Regions from separate parts of the Homo sapiens genome. Here region 1 is linked to region 2. Evidence: chromatin contacts called from ENCODE Hi-C or POLR2A ChIA-PET data. All regions are on one chromosome and are shown on one strand. The core of a region is the stretch at or near the end of the contact, and the rest is flanking DNA. Distances in the headings are between cores, read along the strand shown.

Region 1 (7,132 bases), core at 468-2,967, 190 kb before region 2:
ATGGTTTCTCTGGAAAAACTCTCTTCTATGTACCCACACACCAGTGGGTTAGTTAGGGTTTTGAATAAATAATACTTGCATGTGATACAGAATTCAAGAGGTCTGCAAAAAGGCAGTCCAGTGAAAAACCTCCCTCCGCCTTTGGTTCCCTTCCTTAGGGGCAGCCACAGTTACCAGGTTGTTATAGCTCTTTCTAGAGAGTCTCTTCCCTACGCTGGCACCTGTGCTATGTATGTTTGCTTTCCTTCTATAACTCAACTAATAGCAAGCTTTGTACACTGTTATGCAAAGAACTTTATGCACATGTCTTTGAGTTTGGTGTATATTGGTGCATGAGTTTCTTTATTCTTTTTTGCAGCTGCATAGTATTCCATTGTGTCAATGATTTAATTTAACCTGTTGTGTATTGATGGACATTCAGTTTGTTCCCAGTCTTTTACATTTACAAACATGCTGCAGCCAGCAAATAGTCTTGCATATATACTAGTTCACATATCTGTAGGATCGTGTCCTCAAGTGGGATTGTAAGTATCTTTATATGTCTGTTCTTTTTTCCAGGCCAAAGGATGCCATTCGAGCCCTGAAGAAGCGGCTCAACGGGAACCGGAACTACAGAGAGGTGATGCTGGCATTAACAGTGAGTGCTATTCTCCTTGAGGAGAGAAGTCATCTGGGGAACTCCTTGCTCCTGGCCTTGCCCCCCTCACAGGGCCTTCCCTCTGCCCACTTAGCACAACCTCTGAATGGCTTGGTGCCTGGGCCACTGGAGTCCAGCAAAGCCTTCTGGTATTGCCTTTGGGTTTTCCTGTCCTCTGAAACAGGGAGTGGTGAGCTTCAATTTGGTAAATGTATACGAGCAGAAGATAAGGTGTGTGCAGTGCTGTCAGGTACAGAAGCCCAGAGCAGAGGAGCTAAAGGTTTTGGGTGGGTCCCTTTTCTGTCACCAGCCTGCTCTGAGACTGAGACCAACTCCTTCTCTAGATATCAGTTTCCTCTTTGTAAAAATGTTGGCCAGGCGCGGTGACTCACACCTGTAATCCCAGCACTTTGGGAGGCTGAAGCGGGAGGATCTCAAGGTCAGGAGTTCAAGACCAGCCTGGCCAACATAGTGAAACCCAGTCTCTACTAAAAATACAAAAATTAGCCAGGCATGGTGGCAGGTGCCTGTAGTCCCAGCTACTCAGGAGGCTGAGGCAGGAGAATTGCTTGAACCCGGGAGGTGGAGGTTGCCGTGAGCTGAGATCGCACCACTGCACTCCAGCTTGGGCAACAGAGTGAGACTTCGTCTCAAAAAAAAAAAAAAAAAAAAAGTTAACTTCCACCTATTGAGTACCTGCCCCTGCCTGGGACTGTGCTGAACTTTTTGGACATTAATGAATATGTTTACAACCACCCTCCAAAAGAGATTTTACTATCCTCCCCCGTACAGATGATGAAACTGAGGCTCAGAGAGGTCTGGAGGTTTACCCAGCCTTCACAGCTAGTGAGGTGTACTGAGCTGTGGATTGCCATCATAAAGTGGTCTTTTGCATGGGGTAAAAACTGAAAATAGCTACAAAGACTCTTGAAAAAGTCAGCCAAGTGATTTTTTTCAGGAAGGAACAGACCAGATTTTTGCCCTTACCAAAGCTGTCAGAGAATTTAAAAAGACGACTTCAGGTGTTATTTCTGTCTTGAGAACTAACAGTTTTTCAGATGTGGCAAAATCTGGGCCACAGTGAGTTCTTAAAATAGAAACTGTAACAGGTCACCAGGTCAACTTCTCTGGGGCTTTGAAATAGTAGGTTATTTATCCAAAACAACCATGTTTCCTTTTAAAGCAGAGAACCTGTTTGGATTTTTTGCCCAAGCGAAACCCCAAAACTTATTAAGAGAGTTCTGCCAGGGAATTGGGATTTGAATAATAAAGGAGAAAAGACTGGTTGAGAAATAGGGAGTTGAAGCTTTTATTTTATTTTTTCTCAGAATTTGAGCCACAGCATTCACTAAACCAGGAGTGATGCCCAAAACGAGTGGCTTTCAATAACTCATATCACGAGGGAATGAGCTCTAATATATCAGGGAATTTTACTGCTATCTAAAACATCTCCATTTACACACCCAACTTCATGGTAATCGTGTTGGATGGAAATCTTTCTAAAGTGAACTCTGCGTTTACTTGCCTTCCTCTAGCAGGGCATGATGGACACTGTTTGACCTTTCCTTGGGTTAGGTCTTCACTACAAACCCAGCCATGCCTTTGGGAGGCCTGTGAAATGCGCAGGGCTGCCGTCCCTACACTGAGGCCCCATCCTAGCGCGCTTTGCATGGTCTCACGTCTGCTGATAGGGCTTCACTTACTCTCTTAGTCACTTTCAGTCCTCCTGTTTCCTGTGGCCCTCTCCGGACTTCATATCTGTACCCACCAAAATTGTTAATATTTACCCAAAATAAGTTAGTAAGAAGCCCTGAGGGGCTCTCTGCTTGTGTCTTCATTTGTGGACTTAAACATCACTTCTGATTGCTTAGAGGCCCCGTTTACTTTCTCCATGGCTTTTGGCTTCATTCTGGAAAATTACCACTGTATGTTTCATGCCTTTCAACCTATAGGGACAAAACTGCCAGGGTCCTGTTTGGCAGGGTGGCCTAAAGCGGCTCTTGCCAGCCCAGGGAGGACCTCCTAGATCTCCTGCTCAGATAGGCTTTGGGGCTGCTCTGTGGCACATGCATCTCTGTCCAGGGCACTTCCAAGACCAGGCTGGGACACACTGACCTTGAGGACTGCTGTGCAGGAGAAACTAAGCATGTATTCCCTAATGGCGGGCAGTGGTTCCTGCCACTGTTGCTCTGAGAGTGGAGTGGAGCCCCAGGCTGCTCTACTCCTCAGACCTATGCCTGTTTTTCCAATTCTCTTCCCCACTCATAATTGCAGCCTCACCTTTCCCACCTGCTTCTCACAAAATAAAGCATACTTCTTGCCATCTGCCTTGACCCCAACACCCCACTGCCTGAGTTGGGAGGAAGGTTTTAGAGAATCCTAGAGAGAAGGGTGCCTGTAAGGCCCTTGAGAACAGAAAGAACCCCTCTGGTTCATTTCAGTGCCCCCATGGATCACTACAAGAGAGTGAATGCCAATTACCTCACGGTTACCAGAATCAGGCACAAGCAGAGACTCAGAAAGGAAAATGCCTCCTTGGCTTAGTAAAACCTGTGGTCACTCAGAGGCCCTGAGGGTGCTAACCTCCAGAATCTTCCTTGGCAAGCCCAGAGGAACCCGGGGCCTCCTAAGGTGCAGCCAGCAGCAAGGCAAGGAACGATTCTGGCTGGCTGCGGAGCTGCCTGGCATGGGGAGTCCCAGCTTTGGCCTCCTAGGTTAAGTTACATGGTACCTCTGATCCTCAGCTTCCTCATCTCTAAAATGGGATGATTCCCATCTTACAGGGTTATTTCAAGGACCAAAGGGGGGAACAATAAATCTAACACATGTTGCCTGTCATCTGAGGCACTCTTAGCTGATGTGGCTGCTTGGAGGAGAGCTGTGAGGGAGGGATGGCCCTGTGGCCTCAAGGTGGGCGAGGAGACTGGGGCTCCAGAGAAGGCTAATCACAGCTCTTGTGCTCCTTCTGGCACTGACTGACAATTTGTACCTAGATCAATGTCTTCACCTTTCTAAACCTCTTAACTCTAAAACATGGGATATTAAGGTCCACTTAAGGAGAAGTAATTAGTTGTGAGAATTGGATAAAACTCCATATGTTATGGAAGGATCTCTCATAGTGCCTGGCATATAGTCGCATTCAGTCAGTGTTCCAGTTATGGACCTTTCTTTACGGCTATGTTTTGTCCAGGTAAAGCCCACTTGCTTGGACCTAGCCCTGTGGGATGGCTGCAGAAGTTAACCAGTGGTTGGATTAGTTTGGGCAAATGAGAATAATTGAGGTAGTCAGAAATGTTCCCTGTTGCTGGTGACATCGTTTTGAGGAGGCATTCCCCAGTTAGTAGACTGTGGCACTGGGGGCTGTTGGCATGGGAAGGGCCAGGTAATCCTATGGGTTGGTTTACACAGTGCTGGGAAGTTCAGAGCACTCCCAGTTGGCACCTCCGAATTCCAAGAGGCTACATACCTGTCCTATGGGAGGATAAGAGGCCATCCCCTTCGTCGTGTGTACAGCAGCCTTCTGAACAGTAATCACGTAATCATGGTCATCAGTTATTGGGCACCTCCCCTATGCAGGATACTTTGCTATGTGCATTATTTTATGCATGCATGCATGCATGTATGTATGTATGTATGTATGTATGTATGTATGTATGTATGTTTTTGAGACAGAGTTTTGTTCTGTTGCCTGAGCTGGAGTGCAATGGCGCGATCTTAGCTCATTGCAACCTCCACCTCCCAGGTTCAAGCGATTCTCCTGCCTCAGCCTCCCAAGTAGCTGGGATTACAGGCATGTGCCACCAAGCCTGGCTAGTTTTTGTATTTGTAGTAGACGCAGGGCTTCGCCGTGTTGGCTAGGCTGGTCTTGAATTCCTGACCTCAGGTGATCCACCTGCCTCGGCCTCCCAAAGTGCTGGGATTACAGGCATGAACCACTATGCCCGGCCTATGCTTTAAACGTATTCTTGCTAATCTTTCCAACAATCTTGCAAGGGAGAGCTCATCATCTCTGCTTTACAGATGAGGATGCTGAGGCTCAGAAAGATCTGTCCTGGGCCATTCAGGGAGAAAGTGGTGGAGCTGAGGTTCAAGCTCTCACTGACCGTCTGGCCAGAACCAGTATGCTGGGCTTTTCTGAGCAGCTAAAGCCTGTGTCACTTGTTTTCCCAGACAAGGGAGGAGCAGGCAGGGTCTGAATTGAACATGGACATTAAAGTCACCTGGCAGCTGAGGTCCACAAACCATTTGTCAAGAGTGGAAAATCCTTTGTCATTGCCAATTTTGGTTGCAGAAGCAGGGTTGAGTGGGGGATGTGTGTGTGCATTTGCTTTCTCACATATAAGGGCCAGTAACTCACTAAGCAATTCAAGCTGTCATAGCAGCCTCCTCTTGTGACAGAGCCCATGTCCGATTGGCTAATGCCTTATACCCAGAGGCCCAGAGAGAGGAGTTAAAATGCTAATTTTCAGGGACCGCTCAGTCATTTTGATCCCATTAAAACACTAGCATCCTTCTCATGCAAAACTGGTGCCTCAATTACCAACTAATTGCCTGATTATTGTGCAGGGACAGGAGACTTCAGTCAGTAAGGGGCTGCTGTCATCCCTGGAGAATGGAGTGTGGGAATGCGTGTGCCATGCAGGTTTGGCTCTGGAGGAGACGTGTCAGAAAGCTGATCTAGGAGCAAGACAGAGGGGATGGTGGAAACTCAGCTGCGCTCCTCAGTTCCCAGTGTCTTCTCCAGCTCCCACTGGGGTGACCCTTTTCCTTCCCTCCCCACATCAGGTGCTGGAGACATGTGTGAAGAACTGTGGCCACCGCTTCCACATCCTTGTGGCCAACCGAGATTTCATCGACAGTGTTCTGGTCAAAATTATATCTCCCAAGAACAACCCTCCCACCATTGTACAGGACAAAGTGCTTGCTCTGATCCAGGTAGGTTGGACCCCTTGCCCAATTTGTTGGAACAGAGTAAGATGAAGTCTCTTATTGATGAGTCCTCATGCTCTCCCACCATTTGGAGGAAAAAAAAAATGGAGACTTCTACATTTAAAATATTTGGTGCAAAATACTTCAAAAAAAATTCTCATCCCACTGGAATGAAATTCTAATTGATGGCTCTCCAGCCAGTTAACAGAGCCTTCCTGAAGCTTTCTGGGTGCCATCCCTCTGCTGCTCACAAAGGCAGGTAGGGTGGCCTCAACAGGCCTCTGAGAAAACTTGGAGTAGGAAGAACCATGTTAGAGCTACGTGCGGGTTTGGTGAGGTCACAGGGCAGGGGCCAACTCTGGGTCAGGCGGAGCAAGGTAAGGGGCTGGGGATGGTGTTAAGGGATGTTTCACTGAGGAGATGACATTTCCATTGGACCCTGAAGAATGATGGGGAGTTTGGTGGAAAAGTCAGTGGGAGAGACTTCACAGGCAGGGAGAATAGCATGTGCAAAGGCCCAGACGCATCAAAGAGAGCAGTTGGCATATTTGGGTTGTATTTGTTATCACTCACTGTGTTACAAATTACCTCAAAACATACCTTCAAACGGAAAATGTTCATTATCTCTTAGTTTCTGTGGGCCAGGAATTCAGGAGCAGGTGGCTGGGCAATTCTGGCTTGGAGTCTCTCTTGAGGTTGCATTGTCTGAAGGCTCGACTATAGCTGGAGGCTCCACTTCCACCATGGTGCACCCACATGGCTGTTGGCAGGAAGCCTCAGTTCCTTGATGACTATTGGCAAGAGACCTGAGTTTATCACCATGTGGACATCAAGATTAGGTCTTGATGACCTAGCCTTGGAAGTCACATACCATTTTTTTCTGTTATATTCTATTTGTTAGAAGGGAGTCACCAGGCCTAGCCTCAAGAGTAGGGGAAATAAACTCCATCTCTTGAAGAAAGGAGGATCAAATAATTTGTGGACATGTTGTAGAGACCACTATGTGGGGAAGGGGGTGTAATGAAGAATGTTGGGGGCAGGGCTTGGGGTGGGGGAGCAGGCAGGAGATGGGACCAGAAGGATGCCCAGAGGCCAGTGGCCATGCATGCTGAGGAGGCATGCTTGGTCCTGTAGGCAGTGGGAAGACATCGAAGGGCTCTGAGCTGGGATGTGTGCAGACCTGGGTTTTAGACAGAGCACGTGGTGACACAGAAGGCACATAAGTCAACAGGCACATCCAGCCTGGGTGATTAGTGCTGTGGCAGAGGCAAGACAAGGGCCTGCAGGAGCCAAGAGGAGAGACAAACCTAGGGCTGGGCGTGGGGCTCCAGCAAGGGCAAAGGGAGGCAACCAGGCAGAGGCAGCGGAGAATGCAGGAAGTGGAGTGCCGGGGCAGGCCGGGCTCTCAGATGGGTCAGGTGTGCAGCTGGAGAGGAGCCTCTGTCCATTCCCTGTGCTCACTTCCCTCTGCCTGAAAGGTCTTTCCCCAGCTTTCAGAGCAGTGACTCCTCCTCCTCATTCACAGGTGCCTCGGAGGCCTCCAGCTGGTTTTAAGCACACACACTC
Region 2 (7,239 bases), core at 4,239-6,738:
ACACACATCCAGAAACATGGGCATATACATCTGTGTGTACACACACTCATGCAATCATATAGACATACACACACAGCTACATGCAGAGATGTATACACATATACACATGTATACATATAAATGACACATGCACATGCAAGAACACGGAGATTTCTCTATGTAGAAGTCCACACACACCCAAGTGTCAGTCACCTGCCTTCACACATCTTTTGTTCCCTGGCCCCAGGGCTCATGGGTATCTCTGGGTGGCTTAACCACCCCACAAGTGACCCCTCCAGCCACTTCCCAACTCAGCTCAGAGCTCCATGGGCTTCTGCCCTCCCTGGACTTGATGGCAGCAGGGATGCTCCTTCCAGGCCTTCTCCTGGCCGCAGCTGGGTGAAGACCTCTCAAGTCCCCTGACTTTGTCCCGACTGGTGGCTACAGCTCCTGCCTGGACTCAAGCTGGCTATGACATGCCCTTAAGTCTTTGGCATGACTTGGACAATTCCCTCTCTGCTAAGGGAAACCCATTCCCCCCGCCATAGTTTGTCATCTGCAAAATGGGTAACAGTGTGTTGCACAGCCTTCCAGCACTCCTCCACTCCTGACATAGGAGGGCACGGAACGGACAACAGGAGGAGGATGTGGAACAGAATATGTACGATTCCCAGGGGCAACTTGGCCCTCTCACAGCCTCCAAGTTCACACCCGCAAAGGGGCGAGGATCGGATCGGGCACAGCCTCTCTGGGGCCAGAATGAGTCCAGGGGAAACTTTGAATGGAAAGCCCTTTCCGGGGGGCATCTGAATCTGTGGAGATCACTCCTGGAAGGATGGAGAAGAAACTGCTGGAAGGTCAGGAGCGGGAGGGACACTTGCTGCTGTGCTATCTGAATTTCTACCATGTGAATGGAAGGGGCCGGGGGAGGCAGAGGCAGAGGAAAGACGCCAATGACCACACCACTCCTCGCACTTCTCCTCCCGGTCTGGTGTCATCCCAGAATGCCCTGGTGGAACCCAGGTGGCTGCACCATGGGAGGGGGTGGCATGCAGAGCTGGAGCTAACTCTGCCAAGCACCCCACATGGAATCCTCTCAGCCATCCTCTGAGGTGAGTGTCCTTAGCCCATTTGAGAGATGCAGACACTGAGGCTCTGCAAGCAGAAGAGAGAGGCATGGGCCTGGGTGGAGCCCAAACCACTGCCCGGTCTCACAGCTTGTCATGGGGCTGCTTATTTACCTTCCACACCAGTGCCCAGCTCAGAGCAGCCCAGCACAGGGACAGTGCAGAGGAAACAGGCAGAGCCCCTGGCTTCAGATGTCCCCTGGCTCTCCAGGAGAGGATTGGGAAAAATGATGGCTCTTGGCCTCCCACATACCTTAAGCCAGGAAAGCCATCCCCTGCTCACCCCCAGTGCAATTCCTGGCTTGGGCCTGTCCTGGCTGTGTGCCCCTGGGCAGTTCTACACCCTCTCTGAACCCGTTTCCAGAGCTGAGATGAAGGACTGCATTTCTGCTCCTGCTTACCTAACAGAGGGTGATGTGGGTGGGATGGGAAGCAGCATTCTAAACTGGGAAGTCCATGAGGTGGAAGGCGACATTACTACCTCTCTCCCCAAGCTGAGCAAGAAAGCTCCTAGGCCGAGACAAGGAGAATCCTCCCAAAGTCAGCACCTGCAACGAGGCAGCTTGGAGAGCAGACCTGCGGACCAGACCCTTCACCCACCACGACAAGTGGATGGCCCGAGCTCAGCCCACAACCAGGATTTCCTTCCAGTCCTGCTTCTGTGCCCTTCTGCAGGGGAGAGGCTGCCTGCTGCTCAGCTTCCTTATTCGACCCACAGCACTCCCACAATGTGTGCCAGGAGGCTCGCACCCAGCTGCTTCCCGTTACGTTTCTGAGCCTCAGGTTTTTCACCTTTAAAATGGGGAAGAACAGCAGGGCCCGGGATTTGCTGGTGATAAATAGAAATGAGTGCATAAACGTCACTCAGAGTTGGCCACGCCACAAGCCCTCCGTAAATGTTAGCACTGATGATTATCATTCCCTCCTGGCCTATGGAGAGGTTTGAGTTTTCAATCTCCAGGATTAGTATCAAATTCCAATTTCACAGCGATGGCCTAGACACTGAATGTGGAAATCCTACTTGGTTATGCCACCAGGGCACAGGCCCACCCACGCTTTGTCCCGAGAGCTGAATGACCACCGACACAGGCTCTGGGCTGCTGGTCCTCCAGTCTCTTCAGAACCTCCCAGTGGCCAAGGTAGGCAGGGAGAGGCCTGGGAGCCCCCTTCTGCAGACCCAGAAACTGGGGTTCAGAGAGGGAGCTGAGGAAGCAACAGGAAGACAGATTTCACCTCCATATAAGGAAGAGCTTGCTAGCAGGCAGGGCTGCCCAGAAATGGAAGGAGGGAGCTGCTCGGGAGGTGGTGAGCAACCTGCGGCTGAAGGCATGCAAGCAGAACAGGGCAGCCTCTGGGTGGAGGCATCGTGGGCGGCTGGGACACTCTCCAGGGGAGGGCCGCTGGGATCTCTGGTCCTGTGACTTGACCAAGGCCATGTGAGCAGGAATGGAATTCCAGAAGGTCAGAGACGCGGACCAGAGCAAGCTCCTGCTCCCAACCTCCCAAGTGAAAGCCATGCAGCTGAATGGATCCACAAGAGCTGGAGAGAGAGGCTGAGCCCCTCCAAGTGGATCCCCCATCTCTGGCCCTAGTCACAAAGTCTTTATGATTTTAGAGAGAAATGCCTACTTTTAAGTTTTAAAAATTGAAAAGTACACAGAAAACAAACAAAATCCAGAATCCCCTTCACCCTATGACAATTACTGTGAATATTTCCTTACAATCTTTTTAAAATTTTATTATTTATTTATTTTTTGAGATGGAGTTTTGCTCTCGTTGCCCAGGCTGCAGTACAGTAGCAAGATCTTGGCTCACTGCAACCTCCACCTCCTGGGTTCAAGCGATTCTCCTGCCTCAGCCTCTTGAGTAGCTGGGACTACAGGCGTGTATCACCACGCCCAGCTAAATTTTTGTATTTTCAGTAGAGATGGGGTTTTACCATGTTGGCCAGGCTGGTCTCGAACCCCTGACCTCAGGTGATCCGTGCACCTCGGCCTCCCAAAGTACTGGGATTACAGGCATGAGCCACTGCAGCTGGCCTATTATTATTATTTAGAGACAGGATCTCACTATATCACCCAGGCTCTAGTCTTGAACTCCTGGGCTTAGGTGATTCACCTGCCTTGGCCTCCCAAGCAGTGGGGACCACAGGCACCATCACGCCCAGCTCCTTGCAATGTTTTCTATGTGCATCCAATTTTGGTTAGAAATCTGGACATGCCTTAAAAAAAATTTTTTTTTTGAGGTATAATTCACTCACTATAAAATTCACCCTTTTAAAGGGGACAACTCAGGGTTTTGGTATATTCATGAAGTTGTGCAACTATCACTGCTACCTAATTTCAGAACATTTTCATCCCCCTCCCAAAAAGAAACCTGTTCCCATAGGCAGTCACCCCCCATTTCCCCACCCCCAGCCCCTGGCAATTGCTCACCTCCTGTCTGTCTCTCTGGATTCGCCTGTCCTGGGCATTTCGTATGAATGGAATCATATGATCTGCAGCCTTTTGCATCTGGGCTGGTGTGTTTTTAATGTACAATTTTCTAATCCTATTTTCACATAGCATTATACACAGTCACCATTTCCATGTTACTACCAAGTCCTTAGAATCAGTATCGTGTTTACTGTTTACACCATGGAGAGGCTTGACCACAGTTTCCTCAGGTCACCCTCTGGTGACTACCCCCTTCCTGTTCAGGCCGCATCATCACTCAGCCAGACAAGTGCAATAGCCCCTTCTGGGCCTCCTAGGCCCATCCTTGCCCCACTCAGCCATTACAACACCCAGACAGAGCCTGTTAAACCAAGTCTGATCCTGACCCTCCCTCCCTAGGAATCCTCCATGGCTCCCACCTCACATAAGACTTAAAACCAAGCTTATACCACAGCCCACAGTCTCCTATGCCATTTGACCTATGCTACCTTCTGACCTCACCTCCTCCCACTTCCCCACCCACTCCCGCTGCAGCCACACAGGCCTCTAACACACCTAGCATAGCCCCACCTCAGGGCCTTTGCACTAGCTGCCCCTTCCACCCAAATGTGGGCTTGGCCTTGCAGCCGCTCTCTGTTCTGGAGCCCTGCTTCCATTTGCTTCCTAACACATATCACCTGATATATGTTTATTCACTGTCTTCTCCCACTAAAATGGCAGCTCCGTCACATGTTGTTTTATTCGCTGATAGAGCCCCGGCACCTAGCACAGAGTTGCAGCTCAGTGACTATTTGGGCTGTTTCCAATAAAATAAGGAATGTAAAAGAACCAAATGCAAAAACCCAAGCGCCCCACAGCGCAGACATTAGAAACTGGTGGTCCTCTGCCTGCGGACATGTGTGGTTTAAACCACACTGTGCCTTTTGTTAACGGAGCCAGCATTTGAGAATCAGGAGAGTTCACATAAAAATCCAAATTCCAGCTTCTCTTGAAAACACATATCTGGTCATCAGGGCCGGACACCGCGTGACAGCCATCAGCAGGCACTAAAGGGCTGGGCCTGGGGACATTCCCACCCACAGGTCCCGGGAGTTGAATGCTTTGTCCCTCCTCGGAGGCCCCAGATGTGGTGCGCAGGAGGAGGGCTTGCCCTGGGACAGAGCCCGGGCCTCACCTCATGCTGCTGCCTGATATCTGGGCCCTAATGCCCCAAGCTACCAATAAGGTCCCACCCACCTTTATTCAAAGACTGGGACCTTCCCAGGGTCCCTACACTTTCTGGGAGCCCTTACAGCCACTGTTCCTTTACGTGAAACTTCATCCTAGGTCCTCTAAGGTTTGCCTCACCTTGTACCAAGACCTGTTGAGGCCTCCAGCACATTTGGAACATACACAGGAGGTGTCCATCCCGTGTACACCTCCCACTTCCCTCCAGCTCCATCCCAGCCTCCCCAGCCCCTGGCAGTGTCCAGCATGCCGTAGGCCCTTGGCTGCCTCTGAAAGGACTGAATGGCAAGCACCCGCCCCCCAACTCCGGGGAGCTGGGAGGACCTGGGGGACAGGGCACACACAGGAGGGTCTGACTTGGGTCACACTCAGTGCCAAAATGCATGTGTTTGTCAGCTACAGTGCACCAGATGCCTCGGGGACACAAAGATGGAAATCATGGGGGACGGGTGCTCCAGGGGTGCTGCGGCAGCCAGGGCCTGTGTGTTTCTGTCGAGGAGGGACAACCCCCAGCCAGGACGTGACCAGAGTTCTTCCAGGGCCTCAGTCGCCCCACCTGCATGCAGGGCTCCCCTATCACCAGCCTCTCAGGCCCCAAGGCTCAGCCCCGCCTCCCTACCCTGGAGAGGTTTTCCGGGTACTGCGGCCCTGCCTTCCCATCCATCAGGATTTTGCTGCATTCCTGTGAGTCATTCTCCAAACAAACCGTGTGAGGGAGAGAAGGGAGCAGGGGAGGGGGAGGAGGCTGGGAAACAAATCAGCCTTACCTCCTCCCTCCCACCTGCCCCCCATCAACACCCCCGCACAGACACATGGGGGCCCTCAGGAGAGCTCTGGAGTACGAGGCTGGCTAGCTTATGCCATGAACTTGCTGTGTGACCTTGGGCAAGAAGACGGCCCTCTCTGGGCCTCTGGAAAAAATGGCCCCAAAGGTCCCCACCTACAGAATGCACAGGCTTCCCAGAGGGCTCTGTCTCAAATGAGGCAGGGCCTTGTGGGAGGGGTGCCCTGGCTGTCTCCACTTTTTTACCTCAGTTTCTCCACCTCTGAAATGAGGAGGGGGCCAGTCCTTGGGTAGCCACAAGGGGCACATCTGCCAGGTGGGGCTGGGTGAGGCCAAGCCACCAGTGCCAGGGCCAGCAGGGCCTCCCCAGGGAGTCCTAGTCTTGGTGGCCACTGTGCTGCCATTTCCCCAGCAACAGCCGAAAGGCCACCACTGGCAGCCTCTGACTCACAGGCCCCCAGGGCCAGGAGGGTCTCTGGGCAGCCCCCTGTACTCTGGGGTGGGGGATGGAGCACTGCTAAAAAGGAGCAAAAACCCCTCCTCATGGCCGCAGCTGCAACTGTGGCCGTATATCCACGTAGGGATGGATGTTGGAGGGTGGGATGGGTACCCCGGGGTCTCCATGGGGCTCAGCTCCCACAAGGGGTCCTGGGTAGGTGAGGGGCGTGTGCTTGGCATGCAGGCAGCCCTTCTCCTTGAAATGCTCTTTTTTTGTGGCTAAAGCCCCCGCTGGGTTCTGATTCTCTGTGAAAAGCAGGCTTCTCAGTCACCTCCGCTGCTGCCACCCTGGTGCCAAGTGTATGTGTGAAAGTGCACGTGACCAGGTGCGTGTCTGTGTGTGCTCGAGGTCTTCAGAATCCTGACATGAGCGTGGCCGGGGCTAGGCGAGTGGTGCAGAGTGTGTGTGTGAGGGTGTGAGAAGAGTGTGGGTGTCCAAGGGTTGACCACCCATGGTGGGCAGGTGAGCATGTCCGTGTACTGTGAATGAGCGTGAGGTGCGCCGCCACAGGGCTAGCATCTAGGAATGTGCGCACGCCTGTCTGCTGTGCAGGTTTCCTCCTGAAGCACCAGCTCTTGGAACTGCCTCCTCCTGGGTGCTCATTCTATCTGGCTCCATGAAAAACAGGTTTCCAAGATTCTGGAAGCTGCACCCCAGGCCCGCACGGAGCTGATCTGGGGGCCCCTTAAGGTTCAGAGGAAAGCTCCAGGCCCCGGCACAGACAGTGGCCCTGCTACATCACTTTGGACCTAGTGCTGGGGTTCCCCCTCCCCGAGGCCCAGCAGCTCCTTGGCCCAGAGAAGGGAGCTCAGGACCAGAATGAGGCCAGGGGCCTGGGGGCAGACCCAGGGAAGGGAAGGAAAGAGACCTAGTGGGCAGCTGCCCAGGCTGGAACTGCAAATGCCCCACTGTGACATGTATTTTGGGGCAGCTGTGGAGAGGGTCAGCTTCCAGCCAGGACTGACTGTGGTCAACCCAGCAGGGAGGCCGAGGCAGGCAGGGGCCTTGGGAGCCTGGAGGGGTGGAGAAGAGAGTCGGGGTAGGAGTATTTGGGGGCCAGCAAAGGGCTTTTCTGAGTAGAGGTGAGACCAAAGAAGAGAGACTGAGAGGAGCCCGCCTGAGTATCGCCCCTTGATACGGCAAACAGCAGACAGCAAACAGCAAAGCCGCATGGCCAGAGCCCAGCCA

Evidence for each region. Hi-C counts contacts between places; a loop is a spot of excess contacts on that map. ChIA-PET counts read pairs that join two places held with the same protein, here RNA polymerase II (POLR2A). Pooled maps may share reads with other maps.
Region 1: a loop to region 2 is called in a pooled map, with 6 times the contacts of the local background. The contact joins two enhancer-like sites. A Hi-C loop is called at or near these places in 4 of 50 pooled maps. POLR2A ChIA-PET finds 5 or more read pairs at or near these places in 3 of 52 experiments (GM12878, HCT116 and activated T-cell).

What each region holds. Positions count from the first base shown.
Region 1 is chr17:17,892,101-17,899,232 of GRCh38, reverse strand. TOM1L2 (target of myb1 like 2 membrane trafficking protein) reads left to right here. Exons shown (of 15, transcript NM_001082968.2): 3 at 559-637; 4 at 5,423-5,572. Among named protein-coding and RNA genes, the nearest start is that of SREBF1, 59 kb to the right of the region's middle. RefSeq lists an enhancer at 1,430-1,479. Within about 2 kb of position 1,717, at least 2 of the 41 ENCODE cell types and tissues checked have a DNase peak (open chromatin) inside an H3K27ac peak, as active enhancers do; they include GM12878, where a contact is called at or near this core.
Region 2 is chr17:17,709,265-17,716,503 of GRCh38, reverse strand. All of the region lies in intron 1 of RAI1 (retinoic acid induced 1), which reads right to left. LOC124903943 (a long non-coding RNA gene) reads left to right here. Exons shown (of 2, transcript XR_007065650.1): 2 at 1-7,239. Among named protein-coding and RNA genes, the nearest start is that of RAI1, 31 kb to the right of the region's middle. RefSeq lists enhancers at 2,271-2,540, 3,821-3,910, 5,315-5,609. Within about 2 kb of position 5,488, at least 22 of the 41 ENCODE cell types and tissues checked have a DNase peak (open chromatin) inside an H3K27ac peak, as active enhancers do; they include GM12878, where a contact is called at or near this core.